2 separate regions of the Homo sapiens genome follow, and region 1 is linked to region 2. The links are chromatin loops, found by intact Hi-C in ENCODE. Cell type or tissue: prostate gland. All regions are shown on one strand. Each heading gives the region's core, and the rest is flanking DNA. Links, peaks and the distances in the headings are about the cores only.

Region 1 (7,814 bases), core at 1,612-6,611, 73 kb before region 2:
ATGTCTACAGTCCAGGATGAGAGGGAAGGCGAGGACCAAAGAGCCCGTGCAGTTCTGCTCCCTAAGCCCACCATGGTTCTGCAGAGACATCACCAAGGGCACCTTACTTGGTTGCCATAGGGTGTGCATGTCCCTCTGACAATATCCCTGAAAGCCCCAGGCAATGCTGTGGGGCAGGCGTAGCACCCAAGATGGGAGGAGAACAGTGGGAAGGCCGGCAGGGCTGGTCCTGCGCGTGGCGAGTTCGCCTGCTTCTCCCACCGGGTCTCCAGCCAGAGCAGGCTCTCAGAAAAGACGCGCTGACAGCCGGAGCAGAGGAGGAATGAGGGCAGACACTGGAAGGGGATGGAGAGGACATTTGAGCCACCGGCCCCTGACTTGGCCATTGCTATTAGGTTGGAGGGAGCCAGGGATGGAGGCTGGTGAGCAGAGCAGCAGAGCAGGTCCAGGGGTGTGAGCCCAGCCCCAAGGGGGAGCAGAACAACAAGCGTCCACTCTGTGCTGGCCCCTGATATACAGGTTCTCGTTCAGTCCTCAGCACCGCCCTCTGAATAGTGTTATGATTGTCCTCTTTGCTGGGTGAGGAAATAGAGGCACAGAGAAAGAAAAGGACTTGTCCAAGGGCAGAGCCAGGGAGTGGGAGAGCTGGGACTCAACCCAGGACGAGCAAACTAAAGATGCTGGCCCTTACCCTGACCTGATACTATCTGCAGTGGTTGGGATGTCTTAGTAGCAGGAAAGAGGAAGAAAGACAGTCCACTGCAGGTGGCCAGTGGTGTTCAGGCTGCCAGGAGGGAGGGAAAGGCAGAGCTGCCCGGCCAGGGCTGAGGCCACATGGAGAGGGTGCGAGGGATGCATGGCAGGGAGGACAATGAAGGCAGAGGGAAAGGAAGAACCTGGGAAACTGCAGCAAACAGACCAGGACATGAGGCTGCAGGTGCCCAGGGCTGGAAGGGCACTAGGGACCAGTCAGCCTGTAAAATGACAAGTCCAGACCATCATTTTACCAGCAGAAGGTTGAGGTCCAGGGGTAGACGTGACCTGCCCTGGATCTCCCAGTGCATTCAAGTGAGAGTCGGGGTCGGGCGTGGTGGCTCAAGCTTGTAATCTCAGCACTTTGGGAGGCAGAGGAGGGCGGATCACCTGAGGTCAGGAGTTCGAGACCAGACTGGGCAAAATGGTGAAACCTCATCTCTACTAAAAATACAAAAATGTGCTGGGGATGGTGTTGGGTGCCTATAATCCCAGCTACGTGGGAGGCTGAGGCAGGAGAATTGTTTGAACCCGGGAGGAGGAGGTTGCAGTGAGCTGAGATCACACCACTGCACTCCAACCTGGGTAACAAAAGCAAAACTCCATCTCAAAAAAAAAAAAAAAAAAAGAGTCAGGACTAGATCTCGAATCCTGCCTATTGAAAGGGGTCTGTATGGCAGCCATGGGAACAGAATCTTGGCTTCATGTCTCAAATCCATCTTGTTCCTTGGAGGTGGGGGTCGGTCTTTGGAACGTGTCTTTCTATCTTCAGCTATCAACATGGAGCAGGCCATCAGTGCTAGATGGATAAACCAATAGTGGCATATACATACAGTGGAATAGTATTCGGCCATGAAGAGGAATGAAGGTCTGACGCATGGCACAGTGCATGGACCTTGAAGACATGATGCTGGAGCAGGAAGCCAGTCACAGAAGACCACACCTGGCACGATTCTGTTTCTATGAAATGTCCAGAATAGGCTAATTCATGGAGATAGAAAGCAGATGGGTGATTGCCAGGGGCTGGTGGGAGAGGAAGGAGGAGAGACTGCCTAGTTGGGACAGGGTTTTCTTTTGGAATGCTGAGAAAAAGCTTTGGAACTAGACAGAGGTGATGGTGGCTGCAGAAGATTGTGATTGTACTAAATGCCACTAAATTGTTCCCTTTAAGTTGCTCAATTTCATGTTATGTAAATGTCAACTCAGAAAAATGAAGCAGGGGGCTGGGGTGCAGTGACTCACGCCTATAATCCCAACGCTTTGGGAGGCCGAGGTGGGAGACTCACTTGAGCTCAGGAGTTCGAGACCAGCCTGGCCCACATGGTGAAACCCATCTCTACAAAATGTACAAAAATTAGCCAGGCGTGATGATGCCTGCCTGTGGTCCCAGCTGCTCAGGAGGCTGAGGCGGGAGGATTGCTTGAACCTGTGAGTCAGAGGCTGCAGTGAGCTGAGATTGTGCCACTGTACTCCAGCCTGGGGGACAGAGTGAAACCCTATCAAAAAAAAAAAAAAAAAAAATAGAGCAGGGCTGCTCAGAATCTAAGCTCCAAGGAAATCAGAAATTTGTCTTCTCTCCAGCACCCAGAAGAATGGACTTTAGTAGGCAGTCAATGACTGTTGTTGAAGGATGGTAAAGGATGAATGTTTGGTTTCCTGTTAACTACTACTGAATGAATGAATGAATGAATGAATGATGATCAGTATGACGGACTTTCGCTGAGCACCTCCGTGTTTCGGCCTGTCCCAGCTGCTTTATGCACCACATGACCCCTTGAGGGAAGTGCTTAGAGCACCCCCATTTCATAGAGGAGGAAACTGAGGCTCAAGGAGGTTAAGTGACTTTCCCAAGATCACTGGGTTAGTCATGGGTGAGGCCAAGATTGAAACCCAGGACATCTGGCCTTCGCACCATCATGCTGGCCTGAGAGCTGTTTTACAAAGTCTGGCTGCCTTAGAAGCACAAAATGGCCCTGAGGCTGAGGTTCTAGACTAGAGGCGAAGTGGCCCAGAATTGAAAGTTAGGGCTGGGCACGGTGGTTCATGCTTGTAATCCTGGCAGTTTGAGAGGCCAAGGCAGGCAGATCGCTTGAACTCAGGAGTTTGAGACCAGCCTGGGCAACATGGGGAAACCCTGTCTTTACAAAAAATACAAAAAATTAGCTGGGTGTGGTGACACCCACCTGTAGTCCCAGCTACCTGGGGGGTTGAGGTGGGAGGATCACTTGAGCCCAGGAGATGCAGGCTGTAGTGAGCTGCCAAGATCATGCCACTGCACACTAGCTTGGTGATAAAGTGAGATCCTGTCTCAAATTTAAAAAAAGAAAGAGAGAGAGAAAGAAAGAGAAGGAAAGAAGGGAAGAAAAATAAAACGAGGGTAGGAAGAAAGAAAACAAAAGAAAAGGAAAGGAAAGAAAGATGGTATCAGTGTTGTGTAGTCATAGGGGGTCGGATTTTAGAGCCAATCAGAGGTGAGTTCAAATCTTAGCTCTGCCTTACTGTGAGCTTAAGAAAGTGATAAAACCTCTCTGAGCCTCGGTTTCCTCATCTGTAAAATGGGGGTAGAAGTGGTATTCACTTCCCTATGCTGCCACAGGGATGAAATCAGTCCACGGTGTGAAATGCCAGCCTCACGAGCGGCACTTAGGAGGCATCGGTTCTTTCATCCTTTTGGGGAAGAGTCCCCCCTGGGAAATCCGGAACTTTAAAATCCGGTGCCCCTTAGAAGAGCTCAGGTGCTGGCTTGGTCCTTCCTGTCTACACTGCCTCTTCCCTTCTCCACTGTAATTTTTTTTGAGATGGAGTTTTGCTCTTGTTGCCCAGGCTGGAGTGCAGTGGCACAATCTTGGCTCACTGCAACCTCCACCTCCGGGTTCAAGCGATTCTCCTGCCTCAGCCTCCCAAGTAGCTGGGATTACAGGCACAAGCCACCACACCTGGCTAATTTTTTTTTGTTTTTTTTTAGTAGAGATGGAGTTTTACCGTGTTGGCCAGGCTGATCTCAAACTCCTGACCTCAGGAGATCCACCCACCTCGGCTTCCCAGAGTGCTGAGCTTACAGGCGTGAGCCACTGCACCCAGCCTCCATTGTAATTTGCAATCTCTGGCACAGACCTTTTACCCCACTATCAGGTTTATGCCAACGGACGTTGCTATGAGAAGGTAGAAAAACAGAAACTGCTTACAGCAAATGTCCATCCATTGTTTCTGTTTCTGATGGAAGAGTTCTGTGGGTTATAGCCCTGGGATCTGTTCCCCCACCCATCGTGACATTAATTCTTCAGCGTGGATGGTATCAGGGTCAATTTACAGGACACTGGCCCCAAACTCAATGGGCACTGCCTGTCCCCAGAAGCAGCTGGTCCCTCTCAGATTGACATTCCCTGAGGGCAAATAAGGAATACAAAGCACGTGTGTCCAGGAAGAGGACATCATCCTTTTACGTAAATGTAAGGTCACCGTCTTGGGAGAACAAAGACTGCCCCGTCCTCAGCCTCCCTGCTCTCTGAATTATTATCTAAACGGAAACACAGACACTCTCTGGGCAGCACCTCAGCCTGTCTCTGGGCACACACACAAAGATGCTTTCACTAAGGAGAAAGCATAAAGATATTGTGGCTGGGCCCGGGCATAAATCTCTCTTGTCCCAGGAGGAGACGTGGCTGCCTGATCCTCGGCTGAAACTTTGGCTGCGCAGGTCTGCGGGCCCACCTCTCCCCTCTAATTTGATTTCCTGAGTCACTGTTAAGCCAGGCCTGGGTTCATACCCTGCGTAATTTTCAAAGCATTAGGTTTTGAAAAGATCTTGGCCGTCTGCGCAACCGAAATCCTGGCTCCTACACAATTTCTCCCTTCTCTGGAAATCTGTAAGAGGAACAGGCTTGTGAGCATCCAGGGGCCTTTCTTTATTAACTGGGATCAGGGCACCCTTAAGAAATGGGGTAGGGAGGTCACTTGTTTTGTCTTAATCTTTGTACTGCAGAGTCCACACATAAATATTTCTGTGAACAAGCAGGCTCTTAAATCTCATGTTTTTATGCTGTAGAATGAAAAAATGCCTATGATTGGCATTGTCATCTTCTCCATGGGAAAACAAGCTGTTTAAAGGTCCAAATATTTTGTGGGTTTTTTTAGGGCCAAACTTTTGTAGGTTGGACAAGACACATTTTATTCAACCCATATTTACTGGGATCCTACTGTCTGTGAGGCATGGGCTGGTTCTCCATTTAAGTCTTTTCTATCTGGCAAGTTCTCTGATCCTGTTGTCTTGCCCTGGGACATATCTTTAAGCGAAGAGAACTTAGGTGGGCTGGCAACTGTTAGGAGCCAAATAGAGCAAGCACCATCTTACGTATGTGTTTAGTTTCTCTCTCTGTTGATTACAAGGCAAGCTCCAAACATTAAGATGATGGGCAGCCCTGGGGGAGCTCGGTGCTGGAGAGGAGTGATTTTTTAAATCAGGAAACAATCTAATTCTCTGTTTGAAGCTTTCCAATAACCCTCTCAACCAAATGCTAGGTTCTTATTTCACTTCTCAGACCATCTGGCTCCCGAGTGGAGGGAGGGTGTCTCGGGGTCTCCTGTAACTCCCTGCAAAGGGGACGAAGGTGTGGGCAAGCAGCACTTTTTACTCTGGCCTCCTGGGGCAGAGTGACTTACAGATCAGCTCATCTGTGAGTTTCCCATCCAGTGAGACTGGCCCAGACACTGAGCACTGCAGGGAAACTGAGGCCGGGGACCTTTGCATCATTGGCATCCTTACTGTGGAGCTCCGAGGAAAATAAATGGCCCATGCCTCAGTTTCCTCATCTGAAAATGGAGTGGGGATGCCCAGGAGAATGTTAGCTCAAGAAGGCAGGGATTTTATGTTTTTGACCTGCTCTAGGGCTTAGCACAGAGTGGTGTTCAGTAAACACATGTTGAGTTCACTGGGTGAGTAAACCTTCGAGGTGATGTTACCCATTTCACGGAGTGGGAGACAGGCTCAGAGAGGAGGTGGCGTGATTTGCCTGTAGTCACAGACTCGGGAGAGCTGGGAGAGGTGACACTGTGTCTGTGTGGCCCACTGAGTCCACGCATGGCTGAGGGCCACGTAATGATTTTCACGGTGAGCCTTAGGCACTTTTGCCTTTGCAGGACTCCAATAAAAAAAAAAAAGATGGAAAATTATCTTTTATGACTGATGGCCTAATAATGAATATAACCCATGTTGGATAATATTCATTTTTTTCTTCTTATTTTAAGATCTGAAGACATTTTCTTGGGCCCCTAAAAGACATCTCCGCCCAGGCACCCTGCGGGATGGAGCCGTGAATGCCATCAGAGGCCGCTCACCTGGTCCTCCTCTGCCCTGAGGTCGGGCATGGTGCTGACACACAGGCTGACGGCTGTGGTGGCCACGAAGAGGATGGAGAGGCAAGCGAAGACCTTCCCGGGCAGCCCGGACTGCGGGTTTTCCACCATCTCGCGCAGCCGGTTCATGCACAGGCCCCAGCGCGAGGAGTGCGAGGCGGGGCGGCGGGTCTCCCTCTGCTGCCTCAGTACGTCCTCCCTGTGCAGCTTGGCCAGCTCCTCCAGCTCCTCCAGCTTCCTCAGCAGCTTCCGCAGGCAGCACCTCTCCAGGTGGGCCTCCTCGATGCCCCAGTAGGCCAGCTCCTCCTGGAAGGACAGCGCGCACATCTCCTGCAGAAGCACCAGCTTCCCGGCCGCCAGGAAGCTCACGATCACCCCGAAGGCGCTGGGGCTCCTGTCGAAGAAGAACTCCTGGCTGTCCTCGTCGTAATCATCGCAGAGCTGCACGATCTCCTCGTAGCTCCGACAGAGCCTGAGTTTGCTCAGGCGGCTCAGCGGGAACCGGTCCAGTGTGCTCCAGGGGAGGAGATACCTCCTGCCCCCCACGTTGATCAGGATCTCCTTCTTCAGGTCCACTGGGGAGGCGTCCAGGGCACCCACCTTCCGCACCCTCCGGTAGTAAAGGCCCTTGATGGACGGCGTCTCCATGGGGCTGGACAGGAGCTGACTCCAAGGGCTGTGGGAACCATAGTGGTGGTGTCTGGGATGCAGGCCCCCGTCTCTGGAAGGCATGGGCATTGCTGAAGACCACCAGGTAGGAAGCGCTGGGTTTACCAGTCTGACACCCAAGGGACAAAGAGCAAGCAAAAGGAAGGGAAATCAGTCTTGGGGCAAAGAGTCCTGGATGTCACGACTGCAGATGTTCTTACGTGTGCTTTCCTGTGACTGCATCTGCATGGCTTGTTCTTTTAACCTTTAGTTCAACACATATTTATTGAGCACCTACTATGTGCTTGGGATACATCAGTGAAAAAAACCCTTCCCTGGTGGAACCTCTACCGACATCTCAGAAGGATGTCTCCAGAATAGACGTTGCACGGATGGGGGCTTGAGTAATTCAGTCCTGAGCTGGACAAGTCGGAGCGGTGCCACTTCTGGGCTCTGTGGTCTCAGGTATGTGGCTTAACCTCTCTGATCTCAGCATCATTCATTCAAATGACAAGACTCATACTAATCTTGCAAGGTACAGGTAGTAAAAATAGAGCTTAAGAATGTAGGCTCTCAGGTTCACTGGCAGGGACCGATCCCTTACAGACTGCCAGCACAGGTGGGTTACTCAGTGTCTCTGAGTCCTTTGCTTTATCTGTATGACTGGGGCAGTCTGAGTGCCCACATCGTAGGGCATGGCAAGGGTTATATGCAGTAATATACAAGAAAGTGTGTATTAATAATACTTCTAGATGCTTCTGACATGCCTGGCTTCCCCTAACTCACCTCAACAACCTCATGAAGTAGACATAAGAGCTCCACTTTATAGATAAGGAGGCTGACGCACGGAAGGTTTGCGTGTCTTGCCTACTGTTTAGCAAGCACCTGACATCAGGAAGGTTCAGCGAGGGTCTGTTATTAAAGGTTCGAGTAGCCCAGGAATGTGACTATGCTTAGCGAGCATCCAAGCATCTAGGTCTCAGGAGGAACTCCACCAGTCTCGCTTAATCCCTCTTGGTCGCTTCCCCATTTGGGGAGGCCTTTGCTAAGGGGACGGAGGA
Region 2 (7,374 bases), core at 2,375-7,374:
TTTCTTTTTTTTTTTTTTTTGGCCTCCCTCTGAGGAAGTCCCATTAACCTTGTGCCAAATTCTGTCCCCAGAGCCCAGTGTTAAGGGCCCCGGGCACCAGGAAATGGCATTCATCTACGCACGCTGAACTCTAAGCCCACTGTTCCGGGGAGCGACATATTTTTAGATGTTTGACGTCCAAATTCCAGAGGAAGAGCAAGTAATGCTTAGAGGAAAACTGGCTTTCTTCCTCCACCACGCAAACCAGTGCTGGGGTGCATTTTTATTGGTCTGGCCGCTAAGCTGCTGGAACTTTCCAAAGAAGGGTAAAAGCTCCTGCATGTGGAAGGAAGGGGGTGGTGAGCACTGAGGGAGGCATGTGGGTAGCTTTGGTGGCAGCTCTGGAGATTGGATTCTTTTTCCCTAAATGGAAGTGGTTTATAAATTCTTCTACTGATTATTAAAAGAATGATGTTTACTGTAAAAAAAAAAAAAAGTCAGGCAACACAGAAAGTTATAAATTAGTAGAAATGATCTGAATTCTTCCTCCAAGATGTAAACTCTGGTGACATTCTGGGGTGTCTGTCTAGATTGTTTCATGAAGCAGTTACACACAGCACACGTGTTTTCTCTTAGTGGTATTTTATTCGTACTGATTCAGATTTCTTTTATTGAAATGAAATTCACATGACAGACAATTCACCCTTTCAAAGGTACAATTCAGTGGTGTTTAGTATACTCAGAGTCATGCAACCGTCCTAACTGCCTAGTTTTGGAACGTTCCCATCAACCCTACAGGAAACCCTGCAGCCATTAGCCGTCAGTCCTCCTTCCCTCTTCCCGCAGCCTCTGGCAACTACCAATCCACTTTCTGTCTTTATGGATCTGCCTGTTGTAGACGTTTCATGGAAATGGAATCATCCAGTATGTGCTATTTGGTGTCTGGCTTATTCACACTGTTTTATATGTTGCATTTTCACTTAATAATCTGTGGGAAGTATGTTAACATGGTGGATCGACATCTTCCTTTCTAAGGCCTGCCTGGTGTTCTCTGTGCCTTCACTTATGTATCCAGCCTCTTTTGGTTGCACATCCAGCTTGTTTGCTTTAATTGAATCTGGACTTGGACTTGCTGAATTGGGGTTCCCACTGCTGCAGCCCAAAATGGGCATTTCCCCACCTGCTTCCTAGGGATATCAGTGGCAGAATGGCTTTGCAAATCTATTTTTGTTCATCTATATGAACAAAAGGTCATATAGTTTCACTCTTGTCACCCAGGCTGGATTGCAGTGGTGCCGTCTGGCTCACTGCAACTTCTGCCTGCGTGGTTCAAATGATTCTCCTGCCTCAGCCTCCTGAATAGCTGGGATTATAGGCACCCGCCACCACGCCTGGCTAGTTTTTGTATTTTTAGTAGAGACGGGTTTCACCATATTGGCCAGGCTGGTCTCGAACTCCTGACCTCAGGTGATCCACCTGCCTTGGCCTCCCAAAGTGCTGGGATTATAGGTGTGAGCCACCGCGCCCGGCCAGGAATCATTTTTATCCAGGTAAGGCATACAGAACCGGAGGGTTCTTGTCTAAGTTGTACCATGAATGTGTGCTCAGTGGCTACTTTGAAATAGACTTACTGTACAATCCCTGAGCAGGAATGAAAATAAAAGCTGGAAATCACGGGTTGCTCTGGGGTTTTCAGGAAGGTGTCGTCCGTCTGGGGTGAGTGTCCTCCTTTCTCAGGGATTTCATGTGGCATTATTTTGTTTTCATCTGAGAGGCAACATAAGCTGGGAGGGAAGGGCTGCAAAGAGGGGGCCAGGACAAATGTGTACCTGGGGGCCCCCATTTTGACTCCACCCTGAGCTGGGGCTGGGCCACAGGAGGGCAGAGGGAACACTTTGGGAGGGGGAGAGAGCCCCTGGACTGAAAGAATGGGAAGAAATTGACAGGCACCATTGGGAAGCAACTCCCAGTTCCAGGCTCCTGGGTCAGGAACGCCCATGGAGTAGGACAGACCCAGGTTCGAGTCCTGCCTCTGACTCTTCTCAGCTGCTTGCTCTTGGGCAAATGCTTTTAGTTTTTTTGTGCCTCAGTTTCCTCATCAGTAAAGTGGGTTTAGAATAGCAGCAGCCCCAGAGGGTGATACTGAAGATTCAGTATGTGAGGACCCAGCACAGCATTGGCACACAGTAAGAGCTTACTAAATGCTGCCTCCCTTGCCATAAGCATGAATCACACAGCCCAGGCTCTAAGCCTGGTGTCTGTGTATGGTGACTGTGTGCCTCCGTTTCCTCACCTATGCAATGGGGACAGCAGTGGTACCTACTGGGGAGGGCTGGAGGCGACTTCAGGTGGTCCTCCGAGGGCAGTGCTCTTGCACATGCTGGGTGGCTGTTTCCGCATGGCCCCTTCTCTTAGGAACTCTGCGAGTTGTTTGCCCTGGTCTTATCCAGAAATGATGAGGTTATATCCAATCCCACTTTTCACTGTTGCTGGTGGGTTTCTCGTACGTGTATCTGCAGCCTCAGCTGGACTGGAGCTCCTTAGGTTTCTTCTGCATCTGCTGAGCATCTAACCTAACGCTATGGAGATGGTGGGCGTTCACTAAATCATCTGGGAGTGAATTGAGGGAGGATACAGCGGAAATGAAGAAAGACTGGAAGATATGAAGAATGAAGTTACTATGGGACGAGAGGCTTCTGAGTCCATTGATTAAAAATAAAAGGAGCCAGGCGTGGTGGCTGACGCTTGTAATCCCAGCACTTTGGGAGGCTGAAGCAGGCAGATCACCTGAGCTCAGGAGTTCAAGACCATCCTGGGCAACAAGGCAAAACCCCATCTCTACTAAAAATACAAAATATTAGCCAGGCGTGGTGGCGGGCACCTGTAGTCCCAGCTACTTGGGAGGCTGAAGCATGAGAACTGGTTGAGTCTGGGAGGCGGAGGTTGCAGTGAGCTGAGATCGTGCCCTTGCACTCCAGCCTGGGTGACAGAGTGAGACCTTTTCTCAAAATAATAATAATAATAATAATAATAATAATAATAATAATAATAAAAGGAATAAAAATCAGGTGAACTATGGATTAGCATTGCCCGTGCTGAGCCGAGCACACGCAGGTGTGGTCTCTTTTGATCTTCACCACAGACATCGGCAGCAGGTATTACTTTTGTGTCCATTTTGCAGATGACGCTCAGATACGTTAGTGATTTTCCTGTATGATCGCACAGCCATGGGGTTCAAACCCAGACGCGTCAGACTCCTACACCTGAGCCCTTAATCCCTGTGCAAAGCAGCCTTTGATGTATAAGAGATCATGAGCTTCGGTCCCTTCCATCTTGGGATATGGCTCCTAAGTTCTTGCCCCAAAGGATGTGGAGGTTCAGCTGTGAAAAAGAGTTAGGAAGCGTTCCGAGTAGAAGGAACAGTGTGCGGAAGCCTCCAAGGCCAGGAGGAGCAGCGAATCCTCAGAAACTGAGGATGGCCGAGTCCAGCTTTACATTTTGAAAGCATCCTTCCTCATCTCTGGAGTGTGGGATATCAAGACCCACTCCCCTAATTCACATCCGCATTAAGTGAGCATAGGAGTGTGATGATGCTTGCCCATAGCACAGCCTTACACAAACAAAAGGGCTGCCCCCACACCTGTGCAGGACCCCTGCTCTGCAGAACCCACTGCACAGGGCCCATGTGCAGATCAGCGAGTTAATGCATGTTAAGCACTTAGAAGGGTGCCCAGCAAACTGCCAGGGTGTGTTGACCACCATCATCCTCATCTTCATCATCATCATCATCATCACAGCTTTTGTTCCACCCGAAGAATATTTACTGAGTACTTGCTATGTGCCAGGCACTGTTCTACGAGCCAGGGACACAGGTAAGAACAAAACCAAGTTCCTGTCCCTAGGAGGGAGAAAAACAGCAAACAAATGAGTTCATAATACACAGTCCACCCAAGGGTGATGAGGTGTGTGAAGCTCCACAAAGCAGGGAGAGGGGGAAGGGAAGGCTGTATGAGCAGATCCCAGGTAGGTGAGAGCCGGGCAGATATGGTGGGTGGGCGGGGAAAGAGCCAGTGCAAAGGCCCAGAGGTGGGACTGGGTGGCTGGAGAGAATGAGTAAGGAGGGGAGTGCTGGAAGAGAGGTCAGAGACGTGGAGGGGGTCAGGGGAGTCAATTCCAGTCCGACCTCTAGGCCAAGAACCTTGGCTGTTAACTCCTTTAACCCATGGGGCCAGGGATAAATTGGAGGGTAAGCTGTTCATGTCTCTGAGTAAAAGCTATTTCCCAGAACTCCAGAAAACGCCCTGTGTTTAGAACCCTCTTTGAGTGTCACCTTGCGTGACATGAAATATTTTTCAAAACATGTAATCCTTTAATCTGGGCCTCTCAGTGAAATCAGTGCTTTATCACTCACGACCATCTGTTGTTTCAGTCACGCAGTAAATAACTCGGGAGATGTGGCTTCTAAGGCGCTTATCTCTTTGTTCTCTCCAAATTCTGAGAAATGACATTTGAATTTTCCTCTGAGACGGCGGCACAGCTCAAATTGATCTCTGCGTACCCTCCCATCTGGGACTGCCATTAAGGAAGTCCCAGGACTGGGAGGCATTTGTGGTGGGTGAAAAGTGTTTTGCTTCTGATCACCAGGTTCCATTAAATTTCATAAATGAGGCTTCATCGAAAAATAAGCTGGGCGGAAAAATAAGCCGCCCCCTCCCGACGACGTACGGTGTATTCTTAACCACCCTCCGAAGGAGGCTGGGGCGCCTGTCATGTTAGATTAGGATTAAAAATTGCGGACCCCAACATGGGTCCAATGTAGTTAATTCTGCAGCAAGTGAACTGAGAGCTAATGGCGTGGGATTATGCACCTGCTGCGGCTGGAAAGTTATTGGTGGTGGTTACAGGGGTGAGGGAGATTGGGCGGAGAAAGGGGTGATAAAAGGTGATAAAAGGTCCACGCTCTGGTCTCCCCTCTGTCTTTGGGGAAAACCATTCACCTCCTTAAGGCCTCGTCTCCATATCCACCAAATGCCAGCTTAGTGGTCATTTTCACTTTTCGTGAATTTAACAGCCAATGTTTACAAGAGTAAAAAGAAGGGTTCTCTGGGTGAAGCAGGGATGGGGGCCAGGGGCCCCCCTCCCAGGCTTTCCTGCCGCACCACCCCCCGCTCCTGCTTGGCCATTCCTGCTCTCTGCCCCTCATGCCCTCAGTCTCAGGCCCTGAGGCTCCCTGGGGGCAGCTGAAAACCTCTGGCCTTGGTGATTCCACCAATTCCCAGGGGCACCCGGCCCGGACCTGTTCCCAGGGACCTGGTGCCCCCTGCAGGGCACTGGTGACACCGTGTGCAATTTGCAGCTACCCAGATAGGCACGCAGGAAGGACTGCGCTCGGTCCCAGCCAGGCAGGGACAGACACAGCCTCTGCTCTCAGTGTGGGGTGGCGAGGGCCTAAAAATGAAGAATCATACTAGAAACATCCCGACGAGTCTGGGGAAAGCTGCCCTCAGAAGGCTGTTTAAGCTGAGGACTAAAGGGTGATTTGGCCAATTGAAGCTGATGGGAGGCCTTCCAGGCAGAGGACCAGCACGTGCCAATGATGATCGGTGGCACTGTGCTAGATGCCAGCCTGAGTGTAGATGCCCGCCTGGGTGTACACTCCATCCTGAGTGTAGACACCAGCCTGGGTGTAGACGCCATCCTTGGTGTAGATGCCATCCTGAGTGTAGATGCCAGCCTGGGTGTAGACGCCATCCTGAGTGTAGATGCCAGCCTGGGTGTAGACGCCATGCTGAGTGTAGACGCCAGCCTGGGTGTAGATGCCATCCTCAGTGTAGATGCCAGCCTGGGTGTAGATGCCAGCCTGGGTGTAGACGCCAGCCTGGGCATAGATGCCATCCTGGGTGTAGACACCAGCCTGGGCATAGATGCCATCCTGGGTGTAGACACCATCCTGGGTGCAGACTCAGGATACCCCAGGAGGGAAGTTCTGTAGGGAGAAACTGATGCTTGCCCAAGGTCACACAGCAAGTGAGTGGCAGAGAGGATTTAAGCCCTAGAGCCGGGATTTGAACCAAGGCCGTTAGCTGTGGAGCCCGCTCTGGTTGCCCGTCTGCTCTGCCGGATGAGACAAGCTCAGCTGGAGGAAACGGTTTGAAGAGATGAATGTGCTTGGAGGGCGAGGGGAGGAGGGAGGGCAGTTTGCTGGCATGTAAGGACAAGGAGGGTCGGGGCGATGAGATGAGGCCAATGTATCCTATATCTAAGTTATTAAATCGAAAAAGTAACATGTACCTGGTTGGCGCAGGGCTCGGAGGTCGAGTGGGGAGCTGGGACTTTGTCCCGAGGGTGCTGGGAAGCCTCTGGGGCCTTGGAGCACAGAGGTGACCAAATCCACAGGTGCCTTTCATAAAGCCTCTTTGGGCTGCAGTTTGGAGAATGGATGGATTTGGAGGCATCGAGGCCAGGGACGAGGCCACTGTGGAGGCACTGATGGGGACTTGGGCCTGGGGTGGGGTTCATTTATAGAATGTGCCTGGCAGAGGGACAGATATCAAGTTTCCAGGGGCCGCCGTAACAAATGACCACAAACTGGGGTGGGAGGGGTGGTTAAGCCAACAGAAATGAATTGTCTCATGGTTCTGGGGCCAGAAGTTCAGCATCAGCTTCACTGGACTGAGATCAAGGGGTCAGCAGAGCCGCGCCCCCCCAACTCCAGAGGTTCCTTCCTTGCCAATCCCTGTTCCGGTGGCTGCTGGCAATCATGGTCACTCCTTGGTCTGTAGACGCCATCTCTGCCTCCCTCTTCACATGACTTTCTTGTGTGCATGTGTGTGTGCGTGCGTGTGTACATGTGTGTGTGGGGGGGGCGTGCTTGTGTGTGTGTGTGTGTGTGATCTCCCTCTGCTCCCCTCTTCTCAGACACTTGTGACTGGATTTAGGGCCCACTGGAAAATGCAGAATCATCTCCCCATGTCAAGATCCTTAACCTAATTGCGTCTGCAAAGACCCTTTTTCCTTTGCATTTAGGATTCCAGGGAGTAGGGCCTGGTGTCTTTGGGGACCTTTATTCAGCCAACTGTATGTGCAGGAGGAGACACAGGAGGCTCGAGGCCCTCCCTTGAAGGGGTCGCTCACTGGTTAAATGCGATGGCGGATTTCTATTAAGACACCGAGAAAGAGTGACAAGGGAGGGTGGGTGTGGGACATAGAAGCGGGGGTGGTGTGGCCCTAACCCTGGCCTGGGAGGGCTGGTGTCACCGAAGCACATCCCAGCCTTGAGCGCTGATTTGAGTCTCGGGGAATGGTCCCTCTGGAAGACCTGAAGGAACGGGCATTCGGCAGAGGATCAGCACGGGCAAAGGCCTGGAGGTGACGGCGCCCACACTGTCATCAAAG

Evidence for each region. A loop is a pair of places that touch in the nucleus more often than their neighbours do. Peaks named below come from ENCODE experiments on the same cell type or tissue, not always from the same donor. Only the 100,000 strongest peaks of a DNase experiment are listed, where the experiment ranks them.
Region 1: it touches region 2 in a loop (2.3-fold over the local background); 2 of 110 quality-filtered maps call a loop at or near these places.

The regions. Positions count from the first base shown.
Region 1 is chr16:84,230,643-84,238,456 of GRCh38, forward strand. KCNG4 (potassium voltage-gated channel modifier subfamily G member 4) reads right to left here. Exons shown (of 3, transcript NM_172347.3): 2 at 6,088-6,883. The coding sequence starts at 6,843. Among named protein-coding and RNA genes, the nearest start is that of KCNG4, 5.5 kb to the right of the region's middle. In prostate gland, for the core only: no CTCF peak of the experiment used is centred there; no DNase peak of the experiment used is centred there; H3K27ac peaks cover 2,164 bases.
Region 2 is chr16:84,303,018-84,310,391 of GRCh38, forward strand. The region is part of intron 1 of WFDC1 (WAP four-disulfide core domain 1); the gene reads left to right. Among named protein-coding and RNA genes, the nearest start is that of WFDC1, 12 kb to the left of the region's middle. RefSeq lists an enhancer at 3,535-4,734. In prostate gland, for the core only: a CTCF peak has its summit at 5,298 (motif pointing left); no DNase peak of the experiment used is centred there; H3K27ac peaks cover 59 bases.